2 separate regions of the Mus musculus genome follow, and region 1 is linked to region 2. The links are chromatin loops, found by intact Hi-C in ENCODE. Cell type or tissue: heart. All regions are shown on one strand. Links, peaks and the distances in the headings refer to the core of each region. The heading gives the core; the rest is flanking DNA.

Region 1 (7,769 bases), core at 1,211-5,210, 250 kb after region 2:
CAGCACAGCTTCAGCCTCTAGCCCATCCCCCCTAGGCCAAGACAATGGAAGGTACCTGGTAGCCCAGCCCAGGCCTCAGACCCAGGACCCTGTTACTCCGTAATCCACAGAAGATCCTAATGACCTGCCGACATAGATTCTTCCTTCTTGTAGGCAACCCGGCCCTACCATCTACCTCGTGGTCCCTCACCCAGAAGTTCCCGCACTCCATCCCTACGATCCCAGTCCTAGCTCAGGACCTTTGTGAGTCCCAGTGGCTCACATGGACCCCTGCCCTGAGACACACTGGACTTTCTTCAACGCTCGCTCGCTCGTAGGTAGGGAAGGATTCCAGGGGTACCCCACTGGATCCCAGGGGTGCTGACATGCTGGGTGTGCTTAGCTCATCTCTCAGGCACTGCCCTTCCATAGCCAGAAAATGTTCAAGACGGTACCCTACGACCTGAAGCAGGTGTGACCACTACCATCGCCCTCACAGCCCCACACTGCCTATTTCTTCCCAAGGAAGGCCCCTGACTCCTAGACCAGGAAGGCCATTGGAGCCATTTGAGGACAGTTTCCTCTGGTCTGGTGACAGAACAGAGCAGGGGGCAGTGTTAGAAGGATGGTGGAAGGCTCCAAAACTAAGTCAAGCAAGCAGATGGGGGACGGCGTTGGGGGGGGGGGGGGGCAGAAATGAAGGGCAAGGACAAAGGAATGGGGGGCGGGTCCTTGGAAACTCAAGTCCTTCTCTAGGTCCAGGGCAACTACAAAACTTGCAATCACAGTATCGATCAGCACCAACAGTGGGGAAACTGAGGCAACAAGGTTTGTCTTGTCAGCTGTGGTACCTCATGACTTAATCCCAAAACAAGGAGGCAAGCAAAGCTCTGTGAGTTCAAGGCCAGCCTGGTCTGCCTCAAAATACAACAGCAAGGTGATTCTGGAAGGGCATTAGAGTCTGAAGACCTGGATGGGTTCTTACTCCAAGCCCTAAACTCTCTACCTTAGGCCAATGCCCCAGGATAAACCTCCTGCGAGGAGCTCAGATTAACAATAAAGCCAAGCACCTCTCATGTCTGCCGAACCCCTGCAAGCTCACTGTATGTTTCACCTACTCTAACCTTCAGAACGACTATAAGAAGTTGGGTGTCTTTTTTTTTTTTTGTCCCCTGGTCCCGGGATGGAATCCGGGGTCTTGAGTCTGCTAGGCAAACTACATCACTACCTAAAAGTTTTCTTCCCGAGACAGGCTCTCCCTGTGAAGACGAGGCTGGCCTCGAGTGTGCAGCAGTCTTCCTGCCTCAGCCCAGGGGTCTAAGGAAGCGCGAAGATGCTCAGCTTTTTCAGGGTCTCCTTTTTCAGGGAGTCTTCCAGTTCACTGTGCAGCTAAGAATGTCCTTGGACTCCTTGATCTTCCTGTTTCTACCTTCAGGGAGCCGGGTTCCAGGCACGTGCCTCCATGCCTGCTTTATGGCCAGCCTGCTTTACGGCCAGCTCCTGTCATCCGAAGCTGGAACGTGGAGTTCCGTGCATGAAAGCAAGCATTCTATCAACCGAAGCACAGCCCTAGGGATAGCCTTTTCTTATTTTTTGAGATAAGAGCCTGTTGTGTTTCTTAGGCTGGCCTTGAACTCCTGAGGGCGGGGTGCCTCCCTCAGCCACTAAAACAGTTGGAACTACAGGCAGGCTCCTGCCACCACAGCCAGCCTTAGAAAAGACTTTATTTTGATAGTCTAGGGGTGTTTGGGGTTTGCTGGTTTGTCTGTCTATTTGCGACTGGATATTATTACTCTGTGATCCAGAATGACCTCAGACCTGACGGGGACCCTCCTGCCTCTTCTCAGTTGCTGGAATTCCCATGCCTAGCCTAGAAAGCCCTTTTATTACTCCCTCTTTGCAAGTTAAGAAGAGTTAAGTAGCTTGCCCAAAATTCATCTAGCCCACCATCGCAAGACCGGGACTGGAAGCTCAACACGCCAGCACCGGGTTCTTAGCCACTGCCCTATGCAGTGGCAGCAAGGTGTCAGCCCCTCACGGGGGTCAGGCCTGGCCTTCATCCATGCACCCTTCCACCCTCCTTCTAGGCCTGATGGACACCGGGCCCTGCACTAAAGGCCACACCGTTCCTGCCTGGGGAAAAGATCAAAGAGAGCCCTGAACCCTGTGGCCTCTCTACAGGTGCCCTGCTGAGCCAGGCCTGAGATCTCAAAGAGCAAAGTTCTAGGGCCCAGCTAGCTCCACCCACCCCCAGTCCGTTACCTCCTCGCCTACCCAGGTCCCTAACATGGTCCCCAAGACAGGTTTCTAGTGCTCTAGCACAGTCTTCTGCTGCAATGCCCAGGGCTAGGAGGAGTCCTGGTGGCCTCCCTCCAAGCCCCAGGTGGGAGTCAAAGGTCAAGTGGGGCTTTCCAGAGAAGGCAGGAGCCTGAGCCCTGCGGTCGGCCCACCTGTCCCTCCTCTTCCTACTTTTTTTTTTTTTCACTACCAGAGTTAGAAGCAGGAGAGCTTCCTCTGGGAAGATAGTGGCCTCCAACAGGGAAAGTTGGGGGGTTGGGGGGTTGGAGGATTAGATGGAGGAGCTAGAAGCTCCTCCTCCCAAGGACCGTCCAGGAAAAAGAGGCACCTCCCCCCTTCCCTTCCTCAGGCTTGCCCAAGTCAGACAGGAGCCTGCAGGACTGCAGGAGTGTTTGTTGTGAATGTAGAGTTGTTGCTAAGTAAGGAGAGAGGGAGGAGGGAAGCTGTGTGCTTGCCTCTGTGTGTGTGTGTGTGTGTGTGTGTGTGTGTGTGTGTGTGTGTATGTGTGTGTGCGCGCGCGCTCGCGCGCGTGTGCATGTGTGGTGAGTGTGTACACGCCTGTAGAGCCAGGGCAGCAGAAACCAAACTTAAGGTGGTGGCTGGTGGCCAGTGGCACCGGCCAGTGGGCACCCTGGATTTGACTCAACCTCTAGAAGTCAAAGCCAAGGAAGGAGGACGAGTAATTGAGACAGCCATAAAAAATCTACCTCCTCGCCCTCCAGGTAGACACAGTTCTGAGTCTCCCACCTCCCACCAGGAGAAGAGGCTTAGAATTTGCAGTGGCCACCAGCTTTAACCCTTTCCTGTCCGGGGTAAGCGTGAGCGCGCTCTCGAGCACACGCACATGCGCGCATGCGCGCACACACACACACACACACACACACACACACACACACACACACACACACACCAGCAGTATTGCCCACCCAGAGACAGAGGAGAATGCAAGTAGGGGCAGAAAGCCAGGAGGCGGGAGCTGACAGAAAGCGCCAAGCGGGATGGTGCGGCCACTGCAGACAGGATGGGGAGGCCAAAATAGCAGCACAAAACACACGGGCCCGCTCACCTCTGAGGAATGTGTGTCAGGTTCAGGCTCAGGGGTGTGGTCTGGGATGGGGGCTCCCTGTGGAGAAATGGTCACAGCTAAAAGTCCCTGGCCAGCGATCTGTGCCCCTGATCCTCCCCCAGAAGCCCAACCCCCAGCCCCCTCCCCAGCCCCCTCCCCAGCCCCAAACCTGTACAATTTACAGATAGCCTACAGCTCTAGGAAGTCTCAGAGCTGCTCAGACACAGACACACAGACACACAGACACACAGACACACACACACACACACACTCGTGCACGTGGACTTCTGTGGACTGGCCAGGAGCCAGGCCTGACCCCGCTGCCCACCACACCACCCCCCTTCCCTGTCCTGGAAGCAGGAAGGAGAAGGCACTGGGAGGGAGACCTCAGACTTAGTTCCCTGAGAGCCTGGCCCCACAGAGAGAGGGAGGGTGGAGGACTCCCACGACCTGGCCTGAGGTCCTGGGGGGAGGGGCAGCTGAAGCCCAGAGACCCAGCTTCAGAACCAGTCAGTCATCCCCAGGTCAGCTTGTGGCAAGGGTAAGGATTTAAGTTCCTGTGTACCTATGTGGTCTCCTTGGCTATAACACCCTGGTCCCCTAAAGACAACGAGTCCTGGGCACCTGGTCTCCGTACCAGGGCCTGGGGCAAAGAAGGTTTAGCAGTTTAGTAGCACTGGGTGAAGCTCCCACAGCAGGAGGGAGGGAGGCTGGTGGCTGGGCTCAGTTTGTACTGGGGGTCAAAGGGGAGTTCTTTTCCGAAGAATTCTGGGAGAGACGCCAACTAGAGCAAGCTGCTAACCACCCCTCCTCCCTCTCTCTTGCTGCACTGGGGGGGGGGGGGTGTCCCTGCCAACCAGACTTAACCCTCTGCAGCCTGTGTTGCTCTTGGCTCAAGATGGGGCTGTTAGAAGGGGGCCCTGACTGCACCCAACTTCCAGAGACAGGAGACAGAAAGCACAACGTGCCCCCGCCCAAAAAAGGCTGTCTCCCTTATGATTCCAAGCACACCGCCCTACCCTACCACCACCTAGGTGACTTTTCTAGACTCAACTCCCAGAGGTGTCTGCAGTGACGTGCCCGTGTGCATGTCTCAGAGACAGAGATTGAGAAACAAACTGAAAATTCCTTGCCAAGGCCCTCCTCCTGCTGGGTCACTGAGCCCTGTACCAACAGGGGCCTGTACTACTCCTTTCTTCCCACTGTACTGGGGACCAAAGGAAACGTCGGGGAAAGAAGCCTAGCCTAGGCCCACCTCCAGAGGGAGGGAGGTCTCCACCGGCCCCTCACTCACAGCAACACCCCCTGCCCATCTTCCTCCTCTCTGACCTCTGCATGTACTTGCAGAAAAGCATTCAGTTACTGCCTAAGATCCTAAGATAGAAAGCTGAGTCCTAGCACGGACTCTGAGCATCCCAGTGTATATGGCCAACCAGCTTAAACATACTACCAATGCTTAGGCTTTAGCCAGAGTAAACAAAAACCAAAACACTCATGGCTGCCTCTCACCCCAGTGCAGAACCTCACTGGTAGTAGGAAGGAATCGAGGGAGACATCAGTAAGACTTCCCTGGACCAGGGCTGCAATGGTCCATCCCAGACGCCTGCATTCCAGGCACCTCTGCCTTTTGCTTGGGATTAGATTTTGAGCTTGTTCTGTTAAGCAACTAACTGTAAGTGGAGAAGTCAAGTTTTCTGAACCTGAAACTCACCACCACACTCCTAGGTAAATTGTGACCGACTGTTCCTGGTCTCCAGTGAAGGAGGTGACTGCAGAGGTGAAAGGAACATGTCCCTTTAGTCCCTATGCTCCCTCTATCAGCCATCACTACACCCTCAGGACACAGGCTTGCCTGGTGCCGCTGAGCATACAAGGCCAGAGAAAGAGAGGACCAGGCCCTGGCAACAGCTTATCTAGGCGTCTCCCCAACTCCACCACTCTTTCTCCAAGGCCTCAGAGCTGCCAGGAGCTTGGGCCTCACTCCAGGAAACCTCCTATCAAAGGGCAGAGGACTCCACGTCCCAGGGAGCTGCAGACCTGTGACTACACCCCCCAGACACGTTCCCAGGGTGGAGGAGGAGGCGGAACAGATGCAAAGCAAACGTAAGCACACATCAGAGACACACCTCCAGCCTCCAGCGCACTCCTCAGAAAGAACCCCCCCACCCCCAGACACACACAAGTGAGAGGCAAGCAGACACACTTTCAAGGTACCTCCTTAAATAGCCCAAACTTTCCTTCAGACCCACGAGAGTGGCAAATTCAGAGGCAACCAAAAGAATGCTCAGGAAACTGCCAGCCATCATTAGCCAGTCACACAGAAATCTGACACAGACACACCCACTCCGGGACACACGCAGAGCCACCGCATACATAGTAGTACGGTTTGTATCCATGTGCAAGCACACACACTCAGATGGATTACCTCAAGTGCAGCCCAGCGAAAAGTCAGATTGGAAGACAGTGAGCTGTGAGTGAGGAGGGGAGTCAGAGGGGGCGGCGGGGAAGCACTCAGGATTTCAAAACAATCCTGGTTTCGAAACGCTGGAAATGCTGGATTCAGGGCCATTCCTGAAGCTTGGGGGAGGGAGGGGGGGGGTGGACACAGAACAATGTGGAGCTACCAGGACAAGGAGGAAGAAAGGGCCAGACAGAGGTGGTTCAGCCAGTGGAGAAGGGGACCCGGAAAGGGCTACCAACTTAGGAGGAGCAGCTGGCCTAGAACCAAGAAGGGAGGGCCCTGCCTGCTGGACGCAGGCAAAGGAAAGGTCTCCAGTGGCTTTTGCCACTGACAGGAGACGTGCGGAGGCAAAGGGAGCCTCCACTCCCTTCAAGACTGAAAGTTAGAAGCCACCACACCCCTTACCTACACACAGAACAAGGTGAGCATCCCTGTTCTCCGGAAGATGGCCTCGGCTCTGGTTCCCTAGCTAGTAAGAGTCATGAGACAGTGAGGGGCAAATGTCCCCACATTCAGGACTGGCTAAGGGAACATGTCCCCTAGAAGTCTTCATGAGCAATCACCTCAGTTTCCCCCCAAGTACCCCACACCCAGGAAGTCACCTTTCCCTGGTAGCCAGAATGTTCTCACTGCCCCTCCTCCAACCTCCAGGGAAAGTAGACAGAGGGAGGGAGGGAGAGAGGGAGGGAGGGGGAAGGAGGGAGGGAGGGGAGGTCAGGCCAGGCTGGGGGGTGGGGCTTTGGAGGCCTGGCCCTGGCACCCGGCAGGAAATTCCAGGCCATAACTCCAGGCTGCCTTCAGGGCCACCCATCCAAGTGACAAGCTGCAAGTAGCTCTTCATGACTAGGGCCATCTCCACGTCCCCCTCAGCTCCTGGTCCTGACCACCCCACCCGGCCCTCCAGCTCCAGCTCTGGAACTCAGAGGTCCAGACTTGGGAAAATTTAGTAATCCCTGGAAGAGATGCCCAGTCCTGGAAGGAGCCCTACTAAGCTCCTTGGACTAACCTGAGCCTCTCTGCTCGGATCCCTAGGGGCAGTGTACACAGTGTGGCTATGGGTGGGCAGCTGATGCCAAGCTATGGCAGCCAGGCGTTCAACAGGTTGAGTCAGTCCCTGGAAGAGATGCCCAGTCCTGGAAGAAGTCCTACTAAGCTCCTTGGACTAACCTGAGCCTCTCTGCTTGGATCCCTAGGGGCAGTGTACACAGTGTGGCTATGGGTGGGCAGCTGTTGGGGCTGGCAAGCAGGGGCACAGATGCCAAGCTACGGCAGCCAGGCGTTCAACAGGTTGAGCCAGTCCCTGGAACAGCCAGCCCCACCCCAGGGAGAGCGGGCCTGGCAGAGGCTCCCTGCCTGGGGCACCCAGCCTGTACCGCTTTGCTCCCACGTCTGCCCACTTTCCCACGGTGCCATCCCCCTCTATCCCCTCCCCCCACCAGGTCAGCACCCGGGCAGTGCCCAGGGCCTTGGTACAAGGAAGCAAGGGATGCCATGTCCCTGTTATCCTTGGGTGCCCGGGCTGTTCAGGTACCTCACTATCAGCAATGGAGACGCTCAGGGAAAGTAAACATTGCATCGGGGCTGCATCAGTACCCTACCCCCACCTCCTACCGGCTCCCTTTGATCCCGGGAAGACTGGACACAGACACTCTGGCTCCCTAGAGCTGCCCCAGAGCTCTGGGACAAAACCTCAGCCTGAGGCAGCGCCAGAGGCAGGGTGAGGGTGCCCTCAGCCACTCATCTAAGGTTCCCTGGAGGAGAGAGGCTGCAGGGTGACTTTTGACCCCCCCCTACTTACTCCAAAGCTTCTGCTGCCTGCAACTCTGGTGGCGCCTGCACCTCCAGCTCACTCCAGGACTCCGTGGTGGAATACAGTCCTAGCTGCTTCCCCCGCCTCAAGCAGGCACCCCCACTTCGTAACACATTTCTTTTCACGTAAAGCAGGTGCCAGGCATTCTGGCCCTT
Region 2 (7,769 bases), core at 1,787-5,786:
ACCAAACAGCACGCAGCCACACTCTACATGTGCTACACTCTCTGTCCTCAGTGCTTGCTCTCAGGCAGGAGCTGAGCCACAGAGGTGACCAGTCTTCAGTCCTGGCCAAATTTCCCACACAGTTTGATTGTATTAGATTTGCATCACAAGTGTGGACTGTGCAAATTTTGTAAGACCAACTGATAAAATAGTGGCTTACCTCAGTTAAGGTAAACTTTGAGCCCTCTTTTCACCAAACTGGATGGAGTGATCACTGATGCCACCACACCTACACCAATGGTGGCATTTAGGACCCAAAGGAGTCACAGAGGTGTATGACACAACTTTTCCTAGGGAGACACAACACACAGGTCTACTTACTCCAGAAAGGGAACCCACAACAGACCAAAGTAAAGCTATCACCTGTCTTAGGGTTTCCGTTGCTGTGAGGAGACACCGTAACCAAGCAACTCTTTTTTTTTTTTTTAATTATTTATTTTATTTATTTATTACATGTAAGTACACTGTAGTCTTCAGACGCACCAGAAGAGGGCGTCAGATCTCATTATGGGTGGTTGTGAGCCACCATGTGGTTGCTGGGATTTGAACTTCAGACCTTCGGAAGAGCAGTCGGTGCTCTTAACCACTGAGCCATCTCACCAGCCCACCAAGCAACTCTTATTAAGGACATTTAACTGGAGCTGGTTCACAGGTTCAGAGGTCCATTAATCAAGATGGCAGAAAACACCGTAGCATCCAGGCAGACAGTGCTGGAGAAGGAGCCAAGAATTATACATCTTGATCCAAATCAGTCAGGACAAAACTGACTTCCAGGCTGCTAGGAGGAAGGTATCTAAGCCCACCCCCCACAGTGACACACTTCCAACAAGGCCACACCCTCCTAATAGTGCCTCTCTCTGGGGCAACCACCACACCACCAAAGTCCAGTTTAGTTAACCAATGAGTTTTACTGGGGTTACTTTATTTTATTTTTGTAGTTACTTTTGGGTGATAGGTTAATTACAGGAGTAGAAATGACTCAAAGATGGATGTATCACAAGGCCACCCCAGCTTGAGAGCTCACTGAGCTGGGAACTCGTAGCCCAATACTGAGCATGCATGCTGCTCAGCAGGCTGGAGAGCAGCTTTTCTAAATGATTCGGTTGGCTTAAACCTCTTCCAGGCAGCTGTTGTGGTCTGGTTTGAAGCTCAGCCTGTCTGAGATGCACTCTTGGCTTTTTTATTCCTTACTCTGGCAGGGAGGGACCTAGAGAATCTGGTCAGTTTCAGGGACTTCCTGGAGCTATTTTGAGTTGTTTACCTTCCTTAAGGAACTTCCCTGCAGGAAAGAATGTTTCAATCTTGAGGAAACTATTACACAACCAGAGGGATCCTTTCTGGGAGAGGGAGTAGACTACAGCGGCTGCTGGCCAAATGAGTACCGTTCACCCTCTTCTGGAGCCAGAGGGAGCACAATTTGAGAAGAGGGACCAAATGGGAGGTGTGCCAAGGGAAAGGCAGGAGGAGTGTGGAAACCCACTCTTGACAGCCACAGCTAAGTGCAGAAGGCTTTGAAGAACTCACCCTTCTTTCCACACCCAGCCTCTGCCCTCTCCCCCTGCTTCCATTTCGGAAAGTCTGAAGCTTGCTTGGAAAGCTGGTTGGTCTCTGCTTTCTTCTCTTCCTCCCACTTTGCGCTCGGAGCCGAGCTCCCAGCTGCTCGACCTCTTGCATAACTGTGAGAGAGCACTGGGCTTCTTGATGGGCTCCAGATGTGGAGTGGGATGAGGGTGGAGGGGTGGGGGCAGAAGGTCTTTAGTCCCCTGAGTGCTCTAACTGTGGGAACACAGAGGCTGGACACAGCAGGAGATAGGACAAATTTCATAGAGCCTTGATCATAGTGTCAGCTGGACAGTGAGACACTGAGAAAAAATTAGGTGCTATTTTAGAGCCCCCTGCCTCAGCGTCGTCACCTGCCTCTGGCGGGTTTAATGATTGCCTGACCAAGTTAGTCAGCAGCCACCCGAGGTTAAGAAAAAGATGGAAGAATTTGAGATCCCCCTAATCAGAACCCCTCTCCAAATGCTAAATTTGCAACAAGATGATTTTGTTTTGCTTTCTCTTTTTGTTCAAAAAACCAAAAACAAAAACAAAATGGCCCTGAATCAAGGCTGCAGTTTACTGAAGCTGTTGGTTTCAAGCAGGAGCCTAAAGAAATATCTTTCTGTGGTCTGTTGGCCATTGCAGAAATTGTAAGTCTTATGGTCAATTCATTAGAAAGAAACATCTGGAAGAAAAAAGAAAAAAAAAAAAACCAAAAAACCACCACCAACAACAACACACTAGAGCAGCATGAAAAATACTGTTGTGATTGACATATGCCTCAGGAAGGTTGGCCAGAGCTGAAATTGTTCCTTGAGCCTCAAATGATACGAAGAGAGGTAAAAAGAAGCTGCTTATATCTTGGGACTTTCTGGTGACCACAGTGCACTTGTCACCTCTGTTAGCTAGAGGAGGTGGCAGGTAGGACTCCTTCTCCTCCTCCCTCTTGTTCATTGCTCCACAGTCTCAGGTTTAATCGCCAGCTGTGGATGCCCCCTACTAATGCTAGTTCTGTCAATGAGTGACCAAATTCCTGCAGTTCAGTCTCCTGCCATTCCTGAGAGAGAGAGAGAGAGAGAGAGAGAGAGAGAGAGAGAGAGAACACAGAACAAAAGCCACTGGAACAGAACTGGGTTTGTCCATTCCAAAGAGGACTTTCATTTTAAATTTTCTCCAACCCATCCCATCTGGACCTTAAGCCAGACTTGGGGGCTTCCTGCTTGTTCCTTCACTGAGGAAAAGCCTCTGCCAATCCTTTAGTGCAGGTTAAAGAGGCCCAGTCTAGTCTGAGTTCAGCTCCCATGAGGCCTCCCAGCCGTCTCCTGGGGCAAGAGCAGGCTTTGCAAGGTGCGGCTACACTGTCAGCTTGGATTTCGGGGTGCGGGTTGGACTGCTGAATGACTTCGCCAGGCTGGGCTTATAGACTGCCCCCCTCCCTCTTTTCTTCCTCAAACTCCCACTCTTCAGCCAACCTGGTGTCTTTCTACCCTGCCTCCAGCTCCAGCTGCAACCCAACAATTCTTTAGTGGAGGTGAATGGACAGAGGCAAAAAGGCCGGCTCCATTCAGCTTTCCTGGGTCCTGTGGTTTGCACCACACTTTTTTGTTTGTTTTTGTTTTTTGAGACAGGGTTTCTCTTGTGTAGCCCTGGCTGTCCTTGAACTCATTCTGAGACCAGTCTGGTCTCGAACTCACAGAGATCCACCTGCCTCTGCCTCCCGAGTGCTGGGAAAAAGACCACCATCATTTGGCTTACAGCACACTTTCAACGGACCTTGCCTTCACGTTCATTTCTGAAGCATGGTGTGCAATTATTAAATCGACAACTCTCTATGGTGGGGCTTGGAACAGCAAAGGGTAGGGGCTGACCTGGGTGCCCTCAGTTGATGTTCTGAAAGGAAATTGAGCATCTGTGGTAGGGCTGCGCTAGGACTCATGGGGAGTCAGGGGACGATTCAGGCATCTTGGGTAGGCGGAGGTAAATAAAGAAGTGCTTCGAGGCCCAGAGTGGAGGGTGGTCTAGGAGGGTCGGAAGGGGAGGGTGAGAGGAGAGTTTGCACGGTGGTGGCCCTGGTGGTGGTGGTGGAAAGCCCAGCTGTACAGATGAACAAAGCGGGCGCTGTGCAAGCGGGGGAGGTGCTGCTGTGGGAAAAGCTGGGTGGGGGCCTTGGGCTCCAGCACCACAAGGGCGTCTTCTCTAGCTGGCCAGGCGGACAGGACGGGATGGGGGCGGGGACTCAGGGAAGCGGGGCGGGACAGTCTCCCTCTCCTCCTACTCAGCTGGCTCCAGGGGAAAAGCAACAGAGTCTTCGCCAGCCTGAGGCCGCCGCGGCCCACTTGGGCAAAGGGGCCGGTGTCCCCCCAACTCCCCACAAGGTAAGCGTGCCCCTCCCACTATGCCTCGGGGTTCCATTCGCCGTCTGGCTGAGTCTACAGAAGGGAAAGTCCCCGGGACCAGACGAGACCAGTCTGGCCCAGCGAACTGGGTAGAAAGGTGCGGAAAAAGGGGGCCATGCCAGGTGAGTGCGTTGGCGGAAGGGGCTTTGTGGGCCGCCCTCGGCGAACTGCTTGCTCTTGCCCTCCTGAGTCGTTGCCAGCGCCACCGCCAGAGGGGGCCCTGGTATTAAGTGGAGGAATTCCCCCCCCCCAAGTCTTGCGGGATCTAGATCCTCCTGTGGGCACCCCGATGGCCAGTATCCCACACTTGCAGTCTCGGGTTGGGTACGCGCGCGGGACCTTGTCTACAGCATCGCACATGGTTCCTCTCCACATCAGCAGGACCACAGGAAGGGGGATCCCCTAGGCGTCTCCGCTCTTGTCCTCGTTCCAGCTGCCTGGATGGACTCAAAAAGATGTGGAGTTCAACTCTGAGGCGTGGGAGGGAGTCAGGGAGGGATCCTGGGGTTTCCATGTCTAGGGTCTCCTGGGCACTTTTCCAGGACCCCCGTTATCTATGAGGGTCCCCGGCGACCTGGGATGACTGAGCCGTTGGCTCCCGCTCCGCCTCCGCGGTCTGGATCCAAAAACAGCGCGGAGTTCCCCAGCCGAGGTCGAGCGCCGTCATCGGACTCCCCCGGGATGGGGAAGCGAGGGTAGGCGGCTGGGTGGGGTCGTGGGGCGCGGGGTTGCCCTGGCGCCGCGGACGCTTCCGCCCAGGCCAGCGCAGCGGGGATTTGGCTCGCGACTGCGCGGCCCGGCGGGGGACCCAGTGAGCCGGGGTGGGGCTGCATTCTGGGCCCGTTAGCTCAGCGGTCCCGGAGGCTCCCGGAGACTGACTCATCGCACTTCGGGCTCACTCCACAGCGGTCACACAAACAGAACTGGCCACTAACACGGGCGTCCGCACAGCTCCCACGCACAGCATCCCACGCCTCACCTCCGCGCACCCGCAAGACACGTCACACCGACAGTCCAGTGTCACCCCACGGGTGCACACGTGAATCCTCACATGGGCCTCGACTTCACACACTTAGTCCGCTTCACACCACGCACTCCACGCGCTGGGAAGGGTCGCCCGGGAAGACTGCTCCACTCACGCAACCTCCCCGCACGCACGCACCTCCCTCCACATGCCAGCCCCCTTCCTGCAGCTGCGAGGCCGCCCCCTTTCCCTGCTGTGCAAACAAGCGACTTTTTCTCTCTCTGCCCTGCTGAAGAAAGGCCGCTTGTCCCCGGGGCCGGACGGGCGGGGCTGCCGCAGCAGGCGACCCAACACTGCTGCCTTGTCCCACCCGGTGGCCTGGGGAGGGCCGAGCCTCTGCTGTGGGGAGATCCACGAACCCTGCGGGTTTCCGAGAAGTGCACCTTTCCAGCGTCGCTCCCCAATACTCCTCCACCCCAACTACTCTTCCCAGCTCTGTCTACTCTGTCCCCAGACTGTGCAAGACTCTGTTCTCCCGCTGCTGGGGATTCCTCTTTTCCTAGCTGCCCTCCGGTTCCGTTCCCCGCTCCAAGGTGCTCTGAAGCGCCTGGTTTATCCTCTCCTATTTGGGGAATGTATGCTAAGTCTGCCCCCTCCCTCCCCATCACCACCACTCATGCTTCTTAGGGTTCCCTGGCCTTCCCTACAGTCTATTTTCCTAGTTCACTATCTCATCCCCAAAACTGCTGTTATTTTTTGAGACAAGGTCTCATGAAGCTCAGGCCGAGGCTGGCCTTGAGTGTCTGATATCCTGTCGCCACATCCGGAGTACAGGGAATTAGGTTTACAGGCATGTACCACCACACCCAGGCTCTCCTCACCAGCTTTCAGTATTTTCTCCTGACTTCACACTCTATTATCCCTGCACCTCGTCCTTTCTACAAACCCCCCTTTCTCTCTGCCTATTTTTATTTCTAATTTCTTCTCTACACGCCTGGCTTTGGACACTCCCCCTGCCTCTCCTGGGCATTCTGCCCGCCCGGCCTCAGTTTCCTTCCCGTCCTGACTCCTTCCTCTGCCGGTGGCCCTTCCTCGAGGGCGTATGTGAGCAGGGAAGACGAAAGAAAGTCATTGTGACCAGAAAGGCCTTGGCCTACTGCTCTGCATTGCCCCTCTAGAGCCACCATTTGACTCCTGTGAGACCCAGGTGAGGGAGGGGGACCTGGCATTTTGCTCCAAGGCTGGCTTTGGACCTTTCATCTTGGGCCCCTTGGGATCCCAAGGACTTTCTTCAGTGCTCACTGGTGTCAGGGCTGGTTGGCTCTTCCCAGAACTCCCTTCACCTTTGTTCAGGTGTTAAGACCCGGAGACAGGTGGTGTTGGCTGTTAGCACATTGGGGATGGGGCTAGGGTTACCTGTGTCAGACCCCAGTCCTTATGCTCTAGTGTATCTTTCCCTATGTTGATAATACAGGCACAGCCAGGCCCTTGCTACCTGACTAGCTGGCTAGGAGGTGCTTAGCTTTCTGCATCTGGGTGCAAGAGGGTTACAGAGAGGGCTAGGCCTGCTCTTCAGCAGTGGAAGCCACACCACAAGGCTTTTTTTTTGGCAACTGGGCATAGCTGAGTGGGTAATTAAAGCCCTGGATATAGATAGCCACTCAATGGGACCATAGCAAGCCAGCCAGTGGAGGGCGTCAGGGGACAGCACAGCTTCTCCAAGGGACATGGGATTAGGGTCAGAGAAGAGGCCACCTAGGCCACGGTGAGATCCCTCTATCAAAGCACCATCTGAGCCCAGGTCAGGTTGGTCTGGTGTCTTTTTCCTCTGCTGTGGGTTAGGTTTCTGAGCTGAGGCCATAGCCTCGTACCTTCCAATTGCTGTGCGGTTTCTTATCTTCTCTTTACACCTCTCTCCTTATCTCCACCTCTCATTTCACCTCCTTATTCCTGTCTAGCCTCTCCTTGAGTCACTCTTATTTCCTCGCTAACCTAATTTCTTTACAACCTTTATCTCCACTTGAATTTATTCTCTGTAAATAAGTAAGGGCTTCGCAGGTGACAGTGACAGTATGGCAGATAGGGAAACTGAGGCATAGACCCAAATGCCATCCACAGCTAATCATAGCTGCTGTTTTGAGATTGCTTTGTGGCTCATGGAATGTGATTTAGTGTCCTTCCCAGATCTTCAGATACACTTGAATTTAAAAATTTTTATTTGTATTTTATCTGTATGGTGTTTTGCCTGCATGTATGTTTGTGCATCCTGTATGTGTCTGGAGCCCAGTGAGTCCAGAAAAGGGTGAGGAATCCTTGAAACAGGAGTTACAAATGATTGTGAGCCACCGTGTGGATGCTGGGAACAGAATTCCTGTCTTTTGGAAGAGCAACAAGTGCTCTTGATGGAGAGTGACTTCTCCAAATCCTAGTCTCTCTTCACAGATTCTTTCTCTCTTTCTTTCTTTCTTTCTTTCTTTCTTTCTTTCTTTCTTTCTTTCTTTCTTCCTTCCTTCCTTCCTTCCTTCCTTCCTTCCTTTCTTTCTTTTTAAAAAGAATTATTTATTGTTATACGTAAGTACACTGTACTGTCTTCAGACACACCAGAAGAGGGTGTCAGATTTCTTTACGGATGGTTGTGAGCCACCACGTGGTTGCTGGGATTTGAACTCAGGACCTTCGGACCGTCGGAAGAGCAGTCAGTACTCTTTTTTTTTTTTTTTTTTTTTTTTTTTTTTCGAGACAGGGTTTTTCTGTATAGCCCTGGCTGTCCTGGAACTCACTCTGTAGACCAGGCTGGCCTCGAACTCAGAAATCCGCCTGCCTCTGCC

The links. A loop is a pair of places that touch in the nucleus more often than their neighbours do. Peaks named below come from ENCODE experiments on the same cell type or tissue, not always from the same donor. Only the 100,000 strongest peaks of a DNase experiment are listed, where the experiment ranks them.
Region 1: it touches region 2 in a loop (2.0-fold over the local background); 1 of 42 quality-filtered maps calls a loop at or near these places.

Annotation. Positions count from the first base shown.
Region 1 is chr9:44,485,286-44,493,054 of GRCm38, reverse strand. It overlaps a transcript of Bcl9l not described here. Among named protein-coding and RNA genes, the nearest start is that of Bcl9l, 10 kb to the left of the region's middle. In heart, for the core only: a CTCF peak has its summit at 3,278; DNase peaks (open chromatin) are centred at 2,254, 2,764, 3,804, 4,094 and 1 weaker place; H3K4me3 peaks cover 3,322 bases; H3K27ac peaks cover 4,000 bases.
Region 2 is chr9:44,731,312-44,739,080 of GRCm38, reverse strand. Phldb1 (pleckstrin homology like domain, family B, member 1) reads left to right here and starts at 3,883. Exons shown (of 22, transcript NM_153537.4): 1 at 3,883-3,956. It overlaps Gm24166 (a small nucleolar RNA gene), which reads left to right and starts at 2,134; the gene lies at 2,134-2,268. In heart, for the core only: a CTCF peak has its summit at 4,147; DNase peaks (open chromatin) are centred at 3,020, 3,810 and 4,690; H3K4me3 peaks cover 2,422 bases; H3K27ac peaks cover 2,514 bases.